2 separate regions of the Homo sapiens genome follow, and region 1 is linked to region 2. The links are chromatin loops, found by intact Hi-C in ENCODE. Cell type or tissue: ovary. All regions are shown on one strand. Each heading gives the region's core, and the rest is flanking DNA. Links, peaks and the distances in the headings are about the cores only.

Evidence for each region. Peaks named below come from ENCODE experiments on the same cell type or tissue, not always from the same donor. Only the 100,000 strongest peaks of a DNase experiment are listed, where the experiment ranks them.
Region 1: a loop joins it to region 2, with 2.5 times the contacts of the local background. A loop is called at or near these places in 7 of 110 quality-filtered maps.

What each region holds. Positions count from the first base shown.
Region 1 is chr10:78,222,657-78,228,025 of GRCh38, forward strand. No RefSeq gene overlaps it. Among named protein-coding and RNA genes, the nearest start is that of LINC00856, 23 kb to the right of the region's middle. In ovary, for the core only: no CTCF peak of the experiment used is centred there; no DNase peak of the experiment used is centred there.
Region 2 is chr10:79,080,944-79,086,312 of GRCh38, forward strand. The region is part of intron 1 of ZMIZ1 (zinc finger MIZ-type containing 1); the gene reads left to right. Among named protein-coding and RNA genes, the nearest start is that of ZMIZ1, 15 kb to the left of the region's middle. RefSeq lists enhancers at 2,835-3,406, 3,407-3,976, 3,479-3,598, a cis regulatory region at 3,202-3,702 and a silencer at 4,323-4,392. In ovary, for the core only: no CTCF peak of the experiment used is centred there; a DNase peak (open chromatin) is centred at 3,398; H3K27ac peaks cover 4,922 bases.

The sequences.
Region 1 (5,369 bases), core at 56-5,055, 860 kb before region 2:
CATGCACACAGGGCAGAGGTGATGTATTCCTCCAAAGTCTCCCCAGGAACATGAGGGGTTTCAGGGGAGTGGAGGGACTGAGGATGGACCCTGAGGCTCTGCTGCCCCTACCCCCAGCTTCAGCTTGGGTTCTGCTATGTTCACTGTACTTCTACGTGGGGGTTTGTGGAGACCAATCTCATATTATACTAAACGTCGACACCCATTTGGTCCAACACTGAGGTGTTTGGAGGCCCTAATAGGGGTTCAAGGTCACAGTGAGTGAGCGAGTGGCTGTGGTGCATGAACCCAGGTCCCCTGATGCCCCACGCTGGCCCCTCTGGCAGCACCTCAGCCTCTTACACCAGAGCCCACACCCCTCATTGTCAGGAGGGCCTTCAGTGGCTGGGCTTATTTGGAAATGGGACTTGGAGCTGGATTGTCCCTGTGCAGGGTTCACACACCCACAGACAGTTAGCTCTGGGAGGGGTCTTAGAGACCCCTGGCCCTGTTCTTACTTATGCAGAGAGAAGGCAGAACCTCCTTGCCCAGCACCCCTCCGGGGACTTCTGGAAGATATTTGGCGAGGTGTTCACGGCTCACCTCCCTGCAGAGGAGAGATCATTATCAGTGCTGCCTGGCCGCCATCAGCACCACAAGGAAATAGGCACGTCTGGTCGTGGGAGTCACCTAACTCATGGCTGGTCATTGGAGGCTTATGGGCAGGGCTCCAGGAATGCCATCTTGCAGGGGAAGAGTGGGCAGGTAGCTGGTCATCTACCCCTGGGCTGAGGCAGGAGGCAGCCAGCTTCAGCTTACGGTGAGTGTTACCCTTCATGGCTGGGGCAAGGAGATGGAGTGGGTTTGGCTCATCTGTCTCTGCTTCCTCCATAGCACAAGGCTGGGCCAATGTGCTGTGTGTGGACACGTCCATGTGTGCAGGATGGAACGAGTTGCCCTCCCTATCATCTCGTGACCTTGCTCATGATACTTAGCTTCTCTGAACCTTGATTTCTTCATCTGTAAGATGATGGTGCCCTTATTGGATTGTTGTGAAGTTTAGGTGAGAAAGGCGTGAAAGTGCTTAGCCTGGAGGCTGGCACAGAGTAAAGTTCAATACACACTAGATAGTAATATTATGACCTCCTAATTTGTAAGCTAGGGAGGCAGTGCCTGCCTTGCAGGGTTGGCTGGAGGATTAAATGAGATGGTCTACATAAATGCTGAGCACAGGTTTTGGCTCATAGTACAGCTGGCTGGTCATGCATGTTAACATCACAAGGGGAAGGTTCTGCCAGTGGAGTGAGACATGGGCTCCTGGATGCCACTTTCTTGATGCACGCTTGAGACTTTTACAGACCCCTTTAATTTTAAATTCTGTTTTGTGGCTCATCTCAATAAGGTGTATCAATTAAGATACTTCCAGCTGCATGTAATGGAAAAACCGAGTTGGAATGACTTAAATAAAAAGGAGGTTTAATTTTGCACGTTACAAGAACAGTAGAGTGATAGTAGAGTTTAGTGATTAAGGCAGAGCTTAGAGCTCAAAGCCAGACTGCCTGAGGTGAAATCATTGCTAGCTGTATCACCTTGGGCCAGTTAATTAACCTCTCTGGGCCTCAGTTTTCACATCTATAAAAGGGACTAGCAATAGTACCTTGCTCACTTGGCTCTGGTGAGGATTAAATGGGTTGCCAAATGCAAAATGCTTAGAACAGTGCCTGGCGCAGGGGAAATGCTATGTTAGTGTTGGCTGTCTATTTATACCAGAGTTGGGATTGTTCCAAGGCTCATCAATTTTGGGGTTCAGTGATATAAACAAGGTATCGATTTTTTTTCCATTGTCTACTTTGCCACTGTCAATGTGTTGATTTTGTCCTCAGTTTTATGCCTTCCTCATTCAAGAAAATTGCAGCTGAACCAAGCATCACTGTCCAGAGCCAGAAGACAGAATATCTCTTCTTTTTGGGGAGAGAAAAACTTTCTCCAGTGGTGTTCTTGACACCTCATTGGCTGGAAAGGGGTCAAATGCCTAGGTTAACTACTTGGGGGAGAAGAGAATGGAATTACTGTGATTGCCCGAGTCTGGCCAAGCTTCATCCTCCTGAAACCACTCGTACTTGGACTAACTTGGAGGTCCGCAGTGAGGAAGAGGGGGTGGGATGGTGAATCACCTAGTAATGTCTGACTCAGGGTAACGGGGTGTGGGGACACAGCCACATAGCAAAGAATCTGCTATCATACCAGGCTCTGCTCTGCAGGGCCTGATACAAGTTTTTGGCTAGTCCTGAAAGCCTCTCTGGTCTGGTGCTGGCTGCCATCTAGTCTGCGAAAGGTGGCTCAGATGGAGGCCTGGGTAAGAGCGTCCAGGAGCTGAACTAAGTCCTTATCTGTGGTGGTGCACATAAATAACAACTTCTATTTATTCAAACTGACTTTCTCCCACTATGATCTAGGAGGCAGATATTATTTTTATATTCATTTGAAGACGAGAGAGCTGAGGCAGGGGGAGAGTAAGTGATGTGCTTTGGCATATACTATTGGTGCCCCACCCACAACCCTTTGGTCCTTCTTGGAGGTCACCTGTAGCCATGGTGGACAGTGGCTGACTTGCTTGTGTGCAAGGTGGCCTGGGCGTGCCGGGAAGTTAATGCCCAGAGTGACAACCCTCAGGAAGTGGGGGAGGGGAGTTGATGGATAAACACCCCAGCTTCCTCACCATTAGGGGACAATTCCTAGCTGTGTTCGGCAGTCTCTTGAGGTGTGTGTGGCAGTAACCTGCTCACAAGTGCATATTAGTGTGGCTTTTCTGTCTTCCTTGTCTGATTTTCATTTGTTCTCATCTGGACTTCCCGGGATCACTTCACCCAAATCCTGGGCTCAGGGGCTGCTTCTGGTATAACCCAAACTAAGGCCCTTGTCCAAGATTGCAGGGTTAGCAAGAGATGGCGCAGGGATACACACCAGGCCAGCCAAACTTGAGCCTGAGCTCATGACCAACAAGCCACTCCTCTTGTCGTTGGAAGAACTGTGAAAGAAACAGGAGAGCCCCAACCTCAAACCCCAAACCCCACTCGACTTCAGCCAGACCAGTGCTCATGGTGGTAGCGAGCTGCCTGTACAGTAACCAAGCCCAGTGTTTCCTGCGGCGAGGGCCTGCTGGGCTCTGACAGCCAGTGGTAGTGGCTCATAAACTGCCTGATGGGATGGGACCAGTGACCCATGAACTGAATCTGAGGAACAATTCGGCCTTCCCCAGCCGGCTGCAAAGGAGCGATTATGGACCATCCAGGAAATAATACATTTCATGGAAAAGACCGTAATTACGGAGTATTGAGTAAATAATATGTGCTTTTTAAAAGTCTGCAATTATGTATTTATCCTATCTGTAATTAGGGAATTTTTAAAGGGCGCATTATAGGTAATTTAAAAATAAAATAATGACACCACTCAAAACAAACAGCCCCAAACAAAGACAATTCAGGCCACCCCAAACTTGGTTCAGTGGTGATTTCAGGGGTAACCGCTGTCCTGGGCTTCTGGGGAAATCAGATGGTCCATGATTGTCCTGGGTGGGTGAGGTCAGCTTGACCCCAATCTTGGCTTGATGTCTAGAAGTTCCTCAGTGCTAACATTCTATCTTTGACTAGCCTCAATCCTCAGAAATCTCTTCCTCTGGTGACAGCCAAGTGACTACTGCGTGTTGGCAGCATTTCTCACTCTTATTCTTCTAGAAACTTTAAGGCTGCCCTGTCTGATGCAGTAGCCATGAGACACATGTGGCTATTTAAATTTAAATGAATAAAAACTTAAAAAATTTAAACACTCAGTTCTTTAGTTGCACTAGATGCATTTCAGGTACTCAGTAGCCACACATGTGTCAGACAGTACAGGCATGGGATATTTCCATCACTGCAGAAAGTTCCAGTGGACGGTGTTGCTTTAGAATCTACAGCTCACGTATGTAGTAGATTGCTTACGTGGTGTAGACCTGGTCTTGAACAAATGCAGTGAAAGAAAGCTTGCTCTTTTTTCTGAAGTTTCTTCCCCACTGGAGAGACCCAACGTTACTTCTCCCTTCTTTTACACGTACTGTTTTATATTGACTTCCCTTAACGAGCGGGGAGGCTTGTCTCATTCATCTTCATGACACCCCATCCCAAGCCAGGATCTAGAATATGTATGTTGGTAGAGAAGCACTGGCTCAAAACTTTTGTGAACATTTTTCTCCATTCCTCATCTTGTTGTTTTGCAGCTCAATGTCCACCTCTGTCTTATCGCTCTTAGGCACATCAATGACAAACTCTTGGCCAAGGTCGTACTGGCATGCTGGAGGTGATGCAGGTGATGATGGTGACAGTTATGATGGCAGTGGTGGTGGAATTGGAGGTCATGATGGGCAGGGTGGTGCTAGAAATGTTAGGGTGGTGGTAGAGGTAGTGGTGAAGGTGATGTTGGTGATGGCGTTAACAAAGGTTGGGCCATGATTGTATCGACATGGTGGAAATAGCTGAGGTGTTGACAATGGAGGTGATGAGGGTGGTGGTAATGGAACTGAGACCTTCTATGTGTGAGACCCAGTGGACACTGGGGTGGAAAGCCAATGCTTGTGGAATGAGGGGATGGATGGGTAGGGCCTGTCCTGAGTCTCTGGCTGGCCAGCTGTGAGTCGCAGCCCCAAGCCATTCCTTCTGAGCTTCAGGCTCCTTTTCTGTAAAATTCATGAGCGGACATTTAATTTTTTAATTAAAAACTCTGATTTTTTTTAATAGTGGATATATTTACATATTTGAAAATAAAAATAAAATGAGAGGATTGTCGAGTGAAATGCTCCTTCTGCCCCATCTGTCCATTCCCTCCCTCTTAGCTAGACACTGCTATCAATTTCCTACATCCTGAAGAGTTTCTTTTGAATGTGTTTACTTTAAAGCAAACACATATGTTCGTTTCCTTCCTTTTGCACCAGTGGTAGCATAGTGAACACACTGCTTTGTGCTTTGCTTTTTAAGTGGTGTTTTAAGCTATAAGATACAAGATACCTGTGTGACATCTGAGATAGTCTCTCTTTTTGAAAGATATACACCCCAAATTCATAAGGTCTTTGAGAACAGTGACTGTGCTCCCTTCTTCTTAGCTGACCTCAGGCCATGCCCATGGCTGGGAATGGCACGGTGGAGCACAGACTTCTGGAGTCAGTAGAGTCACATTCTTGGTAAGCTTGGAGACCTCTGCTTTCATAGCTGCAAAATGGGGACAATAATAGTCCCTGCCTCAAAGAGTTGTGGTTGAGATGAGTTGATTGGAGTGCTGAGTCTGCAGCCCTCTGCTTAGTGTCTGGCACAGAGTAGGTGCTCAATAAATGGTAGAAATGGTGACTCCCTGAGGTGAGT
Region 2 (5,369 bases), core at 282-5,281:
TTGATTCCCAAGACCATTAGGGACCTTGGCGCCCATCTCATCTGATGCCTGTCATACGGATGACTTATGCCCCATCTACGCTATCCCCATAGAGCACCTTCCCATGTGGGCTTGCATGCCTCCACGGACAGGCTGCTCCCTGCCTCCCCAGCAGCTCCCTCTGTCTAGAAAGTTCCACATCGTATGGAGCCCAGAAGGATACCTCTCCCCTAGTTCTCTTCTCAGGACCTTGCAGAATGTGGTGAATTGGTCCTCAGGAAGTCTCTTCCATTCTCTGCCTCAGAGATTGTATCCTCGGAGACTTCTCTCTGGGCTGAGTCTAAGGCTGGAGAAGGCAGAATGGGCTTCCTGGGGAGGTGGCCTTCTTATATCCCCTGGGCCTTATTATCTCTGCCTCTGGTAAGAGTCTGGGCAGCTTGGAGACCTGAGACCTGACCTGAAAATAGCTTAGCCCAGGTTGTAAGACGTGGCAGTAGGCTGGGGAGGCCACAACAGTGGCTCACTGGGGCCCTAGGGGAAGAAAGTGGTCTGGCTTCTGCTTTTCAAGCAGGGTCAGACATTCCAGGAGGCTGAGAAGGCCGTCTGTCTTCCTAGCCTCTTGCAGCATGCTCGCCTGCCACTGCAGCCAGAGCCCCCTCACTGGAGGTAGCCAGGGGCTGTGAATAGTGCTTCCTCCCCTGTGGACCAGCACCCAGCTCCTTACTGAGCTCCTCTCTGCCTGGCCCTGCCCCCTGCCACTTAGGCGCATCTTGCCTAAGTGTCTACAGGCCCCTGAGACCTGGGCTCTGTGCAAGGAGCGCTGGATTTAGAGACAGAACTTCTGGCCTCCTCCTGCCAGCATCGCTGGGGGCTGTCGCACGAGTCCAAGGGGAAGGCCAGCACGTTGCATGCTGTCCAGTATCACTGCATCGGGGAGTGTAATGTTTCATTACCATGTGCAATGATGGTAATGGCAGCACAGAAAGGCCCTGGAGACCATCCAGGCCAACCTTCTCATTTAGATGCTGAGTCAAACCCCAGAGGGGACGAGGTCACACGACAAGTCCCTGGCAGAGCTGGAGCTAAAATCCAGGTGTTCCCACCATCTAGCCAGTGCCCAGCCCTGCCTGTTACTCCACAGAAACCCTTTGCTGGAGTAAGGCACAGGAGAGGTGCCTCCATGGCTGTGGCAGTGGCACTGGCCTGGCCTGGGACTCACCTTCCTCATTTTGCAAAGCGGCTGGGCCTTTCGGCTCTGGCTGTGCCCACCAGAAACACTCGTCCTGGGGGCAGGCACTCGGTGCCTATGGTCTTGGTAAGACAGCTGGCTCCTCCAGCCTGGGGGCCGCTGCCCTATAGCAGGACACTTTCTCTCACTTCCTGGCTTATATGGGGCTGCCTTGCATTCCGCCTTGGGTGGCAACAGGGTCCTCAGGAGCCCACCTGAGACCCCACGCCCAGCTTTTTGGCTCATCAGGCTCATTTGGTGGCCTAGACCATGGCTTGAATTTATGGTCTGAGATGCAGCCTGGTGTGATCCCTTCCAGGCCCCTAAGACCCAAAGATGCCCAAACTATTGGAGCAGGAGGGACCTGGGCAGCCAGTCTACTTAATGCCCTTCTCATCCCATTTCCCAGATTAGAGCCCTGAGGCCAGAGAGGGAAGGAATCCAGCTGCAGAGCTGCAGGCAGGATCCCATGTCCTCCCAGCCTCACTGGCTTGGTCTCCCCCTACTTTCACCCTTTGCGCCCGAGGCTGTCCTTGGCCTTCCCAGGCTTTGTGTGGAGTGAAGGACGATGGGGGACAATGGGCAGAGTAGCAACTGCTACTTTTCCCTCAGGGCTCCTCTAGACCTCTGCCAGGCCCTGCGTCACTTCCAGTTCTGGGGAGCCCATGCACTGAATGGGCTGGGAGGGTCCTGCTGGTGGGGCCTCGTGCCAGCCTGAGAACAAGGCTTCCTGGCTGGGCTTGAGTCCCCAGCACTCTGGCCCTGGGGAGGGCAGAGTCTGGGGTCCTTTTGTGCCTCCCCTCGCCCAGCTACCCAAGGAAGGTGGATTCATGTATTCCTTTGTCAAGTTTATCAAGCACCTTCCATGTGCCAGGCACTCTTCCAGGCCCTGGGGATACATTGGTGAATTTGACAGGGGCCCTGCTTACATTCTAGTAGGCGAGACAGTCAGCAGGTCAACAACTTAATGCATGACATCATGCCTGAGTTATAATCAGTGCTTTGAAGAAAAATAAACCAGGATAAGGTGATATAGGGACATGAGTGGGTGATGGGGCTTCTTTAGGTGGTGTGGTCAGGGAAGGCTTCTCTGAAGAGGCTGCATTTGAGCACATACCTCAGGGAGACAGGGAAGTGAACTCCATGAACATTTGGGAGAAGAGCTCTCCAGGCAGTGGGAACAGCATGTGCAAAGGCCCTGTGGCAGATGCTTGTTTGGCGTGGTCTGGGAAAAGCAGGGAGGCCAGTGTGGCTAGATGGAGTGAGGGAAGGAGAGAGTGGGGAGGAAGTCAACAGAGTGATCAGGGACCAGGTGATAAGGGACAGAGAGCCTTATCAAGTACAGGAAGGGCTTCTGACTTCATGCTCAGTGATTTGGAAGCCACTGAAGGATTTTAAGTAAAGGACTGAGGCTATCAGATGTGTCCCTCTAAGATCTCTGGCTGATGAGCCGAGAATAGACTGAAGGGACAAGGGTGGCCACAAGGAGACCATCTGGGCAGCATTTACAGGAACCCAGGAAAGGATGCTGGCGGCTTGGACCAGAGTGTTCAGTGGAGGTAGTGAAACAAGGTCGGATCCTGAATGTATTTTAAAGATTGACTGAGGCTGTGGCCAGGAGCCCACTGGGAATGCCTGTCCACCTCCGTGAAACAGGCTGAGCTAGAGAACTGGCTCAAGTTGCTGTGTCCTGGGAGTCTGAGCCCTTCTCCTTTTGTGCTTGTCAATTCCTGTGCCTCAGCCACTCTGTCATAAGGTGGCCTTTTAACAGTTGGAAAAATAGAGGCATAGTGGGTCTTCCTGATACCCTTGTCTACCCTTGGAATTCTGATATTCTGCATTTGGTCTCTCTCCTCCCCTCTGGCTGATTCCCTGGCATTCATCCCCTGCATGTTCATACACTCCACTCTATGCACCATAGTTTCCCAACATGTTAGTCATCCTCTATCCCGAGGCCTTTGCATATGCTAAGTCCTCCACCTCCACTCTTCAGTCAGGTGAACTCCTACCCATCCTTAAGAGCCCAGCTCAAAAGCTGCCATCTTTGAACTCTCTCCCCTGACACTCTCAGGCACTGAGGATTTCTTCTCCACTGAAAATTCTACTCCTCTCCCTCCCACACTCTATTGCAAGGGATCAACTGCGTGGGGCTGGGTCTGTGCCTTCCTTCACACCTCCTCTTTCTGTTCTGTGTCCTCACAGCCTGGCCCAGGGCCAGCACAGAGGAGGGAACAAAAACATTTCAGTGTATTCCTGGAGCAGTAGTTGGTTACTATGGAAACAAGGAAGTGTTGCAACTTCCTGAACTTGAGGTTGGGGTCAAAGAGGGCAGCTCTATCTTGGCCACACGGGATCAACCCAAGATGGCCATGCTGAGGTTCTTATTAATTCAAAGTCACTTCGGACAGGCTCTTTCCCATCCCTGAGCCTCAGCTTACCCCATCAATAAGATGCAGGTGTTGGGACTGCTTGACTGTCTGCTCTAACGTTCTGTATCCTTGTGCCTCCAATCCTGCCGTATGAACACAGGCAGGTCCTTTGCCCTCTTTGAGCCTCAGTTTCCCTATTTTGTTGACCTCTCTCCAAGAACATAGCTGCCTGAGTCAAGCAACTCCAGAATCCTAGGGTCAGCGGCTGGGCTGGCCGTTGATGATTGAACTGGGATTCTTGTGACTTGCAGAGGCACAAAGAGGGAAGTCCTGCTTTCCAGGGTGGTGGGGTGGGGGTGGGGGAATGAGGCAGCAGGAGGGTGGGTTGGTAGGGATAATCCAGGCCGGCTCACTCTGGCCTGAACCTGCACAGGCCCCTGGGTCTCCTTTCTTCACCTTGAAGGTGGCAGGAGCTAGTGCTTGCCAGGGGCCCTTGGCTCTGCCGGACGCTGCCCGCTCCGCATTCTGGTGCCGTGCCATGTAGATCCCGGCCTGTGCTCTGAGGGCCACAGGTCCTGTGGTGGCCCCAGAGGCTGCCTGCTGCCTGTGGTGGCAGGGCTGAGTGGGTGGGCACCATGTTCTTACTGTGTCTCTTCTCTCTCCACTTCATTGCTCAGAAGCCAAGAGTTAGCCAAGCACAAAACCACAGCCTGGCTGCTGGCACCCTCCTCTGCAACCCTGCAGCACCTGGGCAGGCTGGTTCTGGGGGCTCAGCACCAGTCACCAGGGCTCGGATGTAGCCTCCTCAAGCTGGGGGTGGGGGTCAAGGGGCCAACATGCCCAGCGTGACGCCAGGCCCGCAGTTGAGTTCCCACCTGCCATTTGCACATGCCATTGGGCAGAGTGGGCAGAGGCCTCAGCCCGCATAACGCCCCACCCTGACTCCTGCCTGGCACTCAGGTGCCGTCTGGCCTGCACCAGACCCAGAAAGAGTGACCTGGGATGAGAGGCCTTCCATGGCTCTCTGGGCCTGCCTCCTCATCTGAAAAATGGGCAGAGGGTGCCCGCCTCCCATGGCCACCAGGAGGGGAGACAGAGGAAGGCAGCTTGTGATCTCCAGAGCCCAATAAACACGCTTGTTAGGATTACCAGCAGCAGGCAACAGGCTTCAGCCCAAGAGATGCCCCTGAGAACCTCTTTTTCAGGAAGCAAAAGCCCAAACCTTTTCAGAATGAGACTCTTATTCTGGGAATGAGAAGTGCCTCTCCCTCTGTTTCTGAGCTGTGCCCAGTGGCCAGGGACCTGAGTGGCCATCACAACGTGCCTTTCCCGCCTACCACTGCTCCCTGGCTTTCTAGGGTTGGAGTTGGATGAAACCCCTGGGGCAGCACCGGGCACTGGAAGGGCCCTGGTAAGGGAGAGGATACCCACTGCCCATCTCTGCCACTCATCAGCTTCCTGACCCTGACGAGTCCTTGTCTCTCTGCCCTCTGTGCATTGAGGCCCCTTCTAGCTGGGACTCTCCTTTGGAGTCTACTGGAGCATTTTTACCTCCAGGATAGGTGAGGCTCCCTACTCCAGACCCCCAGGATGTAATGTGGGTCTCACCTCAACTCACAAAATTCTCACTTCTGTTAAGAAAGGGCCTTGCCATGGTTGACGGGGATTTGCACTTCACCGTGTGGACAGTGACAGAATGCGTCTCCCCGCCCCTCCTTACCTGGCAAACTTTGTCATTACCTCCTCCCAGGGACCTCCTAGGCATTCTCCTCTGGACTCCCTCAGCCCTCAGC